Regions from separate parts of the Mus musculus genome. Here region 2 is linked to region 1. The links are chromatin contacts, found by POLR2A ChIA-PET in ENCODE. All regions are on one chromosome and are shown on one strand. The core of a region is the stretch at or near the end of the contact, and the rest is flanking DNA. Distances in the headings are between cores, read along the strand shown.

Region 1 (2,782 bases), core at 143-2,642:
GCTGGCCTTGAACTCAAGGCAATTCTGCTTCAACCCCCGGAGTAGTTAGGATGGCAGACATGCGCCACCACATCCAAGTGTAGCTTTGCAGATCTTTAGGGAGAGCTACAGTTCGCTTGGATTCACACAACCCTAGCGGATTTGTAAGGGGGCGTGACCCAAATCAGCCTGGGCCCGCCCTCAGCCCTGCTGGGTCCCAGAGCTGAGTCCAGTCCCCTGGATCCTCCTCCCTCCCATCCAAGCGACTGTCACTTGTTACTGTAGCAGTCTCTTTACAAGCGATTGCGTCAGATTTCCGATCCAGTTCCCGCAGGTTCTTTCCGTTTGGCTCCCAACCTGGCTCCTGTCCCTCCCTCTTCCCTCCAGGACCCTCTAACCTTCCCCCATGTCCTCCCCAACTCGAGTGCTGTGCATCTCCAGGAGCGACCTTGACCTCTCTGGACATCATTTGTCCAGCTCCGGTCTAGGGACGGTCATCCGTCCTACTCTGGCTGAGCCCGCTGCTGGCAGCTCCAGAGGTCACAGCAGGGGAAACTGAGTCTCGGAAGCTGGGCTGGGCTCGTGGACTTGAGTGTGTTGGTTGGAGCTTGGAGAGGGTGTTCCTGAAGTGGGTCCCTGGTTGCTACTCACCCTCTGGACTGAGTATCCGGACAGCTGGGTCAGGACTTGGTTCTGAGTTCGAGTCCTCTCGGCTCTGGTTGGCATGCAGCCGGCTCAGCAGGTCCTGGAAGCGACCCCGTAGCTCGTCGGCGTTGAGTTGGGACTCAGGGCCGGAGGGTCGCTGTTCAGGCATTGCCAGGGCGTCCCCCTGCGATGGCCATGACAGCAGCAGCAGCAACAGCAGCAGGAACAGCAGGAACCTCAGTTGAGAGCCGCCTGGAGGCTGGGCCTGGAGCGCGGGCGGGGCCATGTCGCTTGTGTCCTGAGTGTGTCTTTGAGTTAAGCCCTCTGCAGCTGCCTTTATACCCACTGGACTCTGTCCGCTCCGCCCCCGTGTGCGATGCCAACTCGGGTGACCAGGCTAATTCGGGCGGGAATCCCAGGGCTCCGCAGGGGGAGGGGGTGGGAGGGAGGGAAACCGCCGGGCTGGGACCTGAGTGAGGGCTGATCGTCCCCACAGAACATGTGATGGAGTCCAGACTGAAGTTCAAGTGGCTTCTTCCTTCCTCTTGGGACCAGGACTCTCTCCCTCTCTCTTTCCTCCTCTCTCCCTCCCTCCTCCCTCCACCCCCATCAAAGGTGAAGCCAAGGAAAACCTAGAAAAGGCAAGTTCAGGCAAGTCACCCCTATGCCTCAGTGTCCCAGGAGTAGACATTACAGCCGTGCCCAAATGGGCTGGGACATAAGGACAAATCAGGGACTGCACCTCTTCGGTGTCCTCTGTGGGACTCCTACCAATCCTTCAAAACCCTGTACGAACAGTTGTCGCTTCAGGAACCAGATTTACCTTTCAGGATGACTGGATGCTCACACGTGCCCTGCCCTGTGCCTGCCTCAGTATCCCCAGACCAGGGGTTCCTCTTGGGAATGGAGGGAAGAGGAAATCTGCTGCGGGCCTCCTTCCAAACAGGAGGCGGCAGGTGGCTGGAGGGGGTGGGCAGTTCGTCTCAGGCTCAGATAGAAGATGGAGGAGGAGGATGAAGGTGCCAGGAGCCCCATCCACGGTCAGCCTGGGCCCTGAAAGGGTAGTGGCTGTAGTTAGGGCCTCTGGGGAAGACAGGAGTGAGCAAGGAGGGGCACCAGGTGTCATCAAGGGCTCCTGCTGGGGTCCCTCCCAGTATTTACATACTGCTGGGTGGCCTCTGACCTGTGGGGTCACTCCAGGTTAATGACTGACTAGGGTTACTCCATGTCCCCCTGTGAAGACAAGGTAGGTGCATGGTAAGTCTTCACCCGCCATCTCCTTTGTCCAAGACCAGGATGACCCCCAGAACCCTCCCCAAACTGATTCCAGACCACTCCTCCTCAGATCCAAGCCCCACCCCTGATGCACTGCCCAGAACTACCTGTTTGCTCCAGGACCCTTTGCCTACGGGGGTGACTCTTAAAGATCAATGTGGAGAGAGGTGGCACCGCCCTTGGGATCGCAGCTGTGGGCAGTTTTGAGGTATCTGCACTCTGTGAGGAGGCACAGCATGGTGGCCACCTGGCCGGTGAGAGTGGGGTTCTGGGATTATGTTCATCTCTGACCGTTTTCCCCCAAATTTAAGTCTCAGAGTTGGATTCTCTGCCCTGGGCGAGCTGCTGATCTCCGAATCATATCCCAGAGGATAATACTGCAGTCTTCTGGTCCCAGGCCAGCCATTGAGCCTCAGTTTCTCTTTCTGTGAAAGGCTGCTGTGGTCTACATCGTCAGGGTAGGGGTACAGCGGGGGCCGGGGGTGCACGCTACAAATTGAGGGACTATCCCGCGGTCCCATGTGACCTTGGACAAGTTTCTCAGCCTCTCTGCGCTGCAGAGCAAAGGCCAAGGATCAGGATACAGCTGTCTTGCTGCGTGAGATGAGAGGTTGAGACAGGACCATCATGGGTCACAGGTGGGGAAACTGAGGCTGGGGACGGCCCAAAGTCTCTTGGGATGCAGATGGCTTCGTAGATATGGAGCTCGGGAGTGGGCCGAGCAGCTGCCCACTCCCACACGGGGAGCCCTGTGCGGTCTGGATGCTGGGACAGGCCTCGATGTTCTCAGCACTTCTGTACCCCACCTAACCCCACAGGCCGCAGACAGATGCAACCTCAGCCAGCCCAGGTTGCCTCTCTGGCCCTCGGTGTCTTCCTGTGA
Region 2 (2,782 bases), core at 187-2,686, 92 kb before region 1:
ACTTGGTTTATGTAACCACGCCCACCACAAGCCTCAACAGACGCCCACTCCGTCCTGGTGCGAGCAGGCCTGGCACTTGACCCTCTGGAGAGCTGTGCCTAGACTCCACCCAAGGAACGCGGAAAAAAAGCATAAATATCAAGCTGAAAGGCCCAAGTTCAAGTGTTAAGGGTTCATGAGTAACACATGTAGCGGCGAGGTTAGGAGCTTGGAAAGATGGAACCGTCAGCTCTTATACTTATGAGCGGGTGGGGAATAGGCCACGTCGGTCAAGCGGTCAGGGATCTTAAGTCAGTTGGGTGGGAAACCCTTGAAAATTGGTTTTTGAAACGCGGCAGCGGCAACTCCTGAATAACTCAGCTTGCCCAGCGGCTGAGGCTTCTGGGGAGGGCCTCGGGAGCTTGGGGTCTGACTATGTAGCCCAGTGCATGAACTGAAGTAGGGCAGACCCTGCGACTGCGGGGGGCGTATCAGTTGGGCGTTTGGCGGGCAAGCGGTGGTCTGGGAAAATCAGCAAGCACGGGGTGGGGGAGTGGCCACGCCTGCTTCATGAATAATACAGCAAGTCGGTAGGCGGGCTTTACGGGAGTTTGGGGGCGTGGCCAAACGCGGAGCGCTTGGGGAGCAGTTCCTCGGTGACGCAGGGTTCCATGGGCGTTTGGGGGCGTGGCATAGGGCTGGTAGAGGAGGCGGGCTTCAACGCGTGTAGGCGTGGCTAAATATGTTTCTTTAAGGTGATTTTTTTTTCACTGGGGGCGGGGTGGGCTCGCTGCATATGAGTGACCATCTAGATCTGGCTGGCAACTGCGAACAAACGTGTTCGTCGTCGCGGCCTGGCAGTCTACCAACACGTCGGAGATCACGGCCAGTTTCTCATAAATAACACACTCACGCGACAGGTCGCGAGGCTGAGAGGGCTTTGCTGGGTTTGGGATGAGGATGGGTTTCCTGCAGTCTTGGGGTCGAGGCTGCCTTCGTCTCATGAATAATGCAGGAGGAGTCGTCAGGTAGGAGGAGCCTGTCTGTGAACTGGCGCACGCGCATGGGAGTTGTTTGCAAGGGAGGGAAGTTTCTTAGAGAGCTCTGAAGAGCTGTTTTAAGGCTATGACTGGCCTCGCGAGACCCTTAGGGAGTGGCCAGTTGCGCTGTGGTTAGTTTTTGAAGGCGGGTTTGGAGCGCGCGGGAAGGCGTGGCTAACCTCTCTTCTTGAATAATACAGCAAGACTCACAGTCTCCGGTCCCGAGAGCGGGCCTGTAAGTGCTTGGGGGCGTGGCCATCTGTGCGGGCCCGAGGCAAAATGTTCCTCAGCTCTGTCAAAGAAGGCACGCGCGCCCGGAGTGGGGCGTGGCTATGCTGGCCTCATGAATAATGCAGCACGTCGGCGGGCGGCGCGGCGGGGCGGGGCGGGTCAGGCCGGCGTGCGGGCGCAGTCGCTGAGGAGGGGGGCGGGGGAGTGATGGTTGCAAGATGGCGGCGCTGAAGGAGGCTAGGAGTTACGGGTTGTCGTGTGGGCGCGTGAGCGACGGCAGCAGGGTGTCGGTGTTCCACGTGAAGCTCACCGACAGTGCTTTGAAGGCTTTTGAAAGCTACCGGGCCCACCAGGTGAGCTTTGCGGCGTCCTGGCGGGTAGGCTGCGCCGTGGGGAGACACTTGCGGGGACCTGTGGGGGACAAGGCCGCGCGTCCACACCTGGCGATACCTTGACCAGCCCCAGTGACATCCTTCAGGTTGGCTCTACTCTTGTCTCTTTTTTTAAAAATAGGTCCTTTCTATGTAGCTCAGGTTGTCCCTGAACTGACGGCCATCCTCCTGCCTTAGGTTCTTAAGTGCTGGGATGACAGGTGTGTTTGGATCCACTCATAGAAGGGGTAGTTTGACAGAAACTTACTGCCTGGCCCCAGATCCTGCCACTCTTGTAACCCTGTTTCCCTGGATATTTTGGACAAGGCTGTTGTGTTTTTCTCACCGACGGAGGTGGTTGTGTTAGCCATGGGGGCTTCCTCCCCTGGGCACTCAGCAGGAGGCAACTGTAGCCACCACACTTGGTCTCTCCATTTTCCACTCTTCATCTGGGAGAAATTCCAGGCTTTTTGGTACTGCCTCCTGGCTTGGGAGTGGGGTTAGGGATCCTGGCTGTGTCCCTCTTTCCTGTGCCTCACTCTGGGTCACACCTTGATGCCCCACCCAAGCCACGGTATCACCCTGCATCCATCCACTGAGACAGAAGTTGCAGGACCCCAGGGGAAGTGGCTTGAGGGTTCATCTTACTAAAGTGACTGGGGTGTTGAGTCTGTGTCTGGGATGTGTGTTTGCCTGTGCTGGCTCGGGGGGTGTTGACGCGGTCGAGTGAACAGAGAGTAACTAGGAAAGAATGTGGTTTTCTTCCTGCCCAGGACATGTGCTGCACCATTGGCCAAGCCAGGAATTTATTCCCCATTCAGTGATCTGGGGAGCCTACCTCTTCCTGCATGTCTTCCCTTCACTTCTTTGAGCCACTTCCTGCCCGTGCCCGGGTTTTAGTTTTTTCCTTCCTAGAACAGGTTGAATCTCTTTGGAAAAAGTCCTTCTTCCCTTGTCAAAAGGGGCAGAAAGTGCCCCTGCAGGTGAGAAGGAAGAGGTGGTGAGGATTTGGGTGGCAGCCACTGAGTGACCAGCCCAGCCACTCTTCCTGGTTAGAATTCCAACCTGTAGTCTTTCCCCTTGGGCCATTCTGACTAGTCCTGGAGAACCAGGGCTTTTCTCAGAAACAGCTGGGCCAGAGCATGAGTCACTGCTGTCAGG

Evidence for each region. ChIA-PET counts read pairs that join two places held with the same protein, here RNA polymerase II (POLR2A).
Region 2: POLR2A ChIA-PET joins it to region 1 with 17 read pairs in Patski. The contact joins the promoter of Ell here to the promoter of Gdf15 in region 1. POLR2A ChIA-PET finds 5 or more read pairs at or near these places in 3 of 5 experiments (Patski and embryonic stem cell).

Annotation. Positions count from the first base shown.
Region 1 is chr8:70,630,703-70,633,484 of GRCm38, forward strand. It overlaps Gdf15 (growth differentiation factor 15), which reads right to left and starts at 1,393. Exons shown (of 2, transcript NM_011819.3): 1 at 631-1,393. The coding sequence starts at 910. Gm34154 (a long non-coding RNA gene) reads left to right here and starts at 1,861. Exons shown (of 2, transcript XR_870495.2): 1 at 1,861-2,153.
Region 2 is chr8:70,538,239-70,541,020 of GRCm38, forward strand. Ell (elongation factor RNA polymerase II) reads left to right here and starts at 1,437. Exons shown (of 12, transcript NM_007924.2): 1 at 1,437-1,603. The coding sequence starts at 1,469. Gm51534 (a long non-coding RNA gene) reads right to left here and starts at 1,291. Exons shown (of 2, transcript XR_003947400.1): 1 at 1,230-1,291.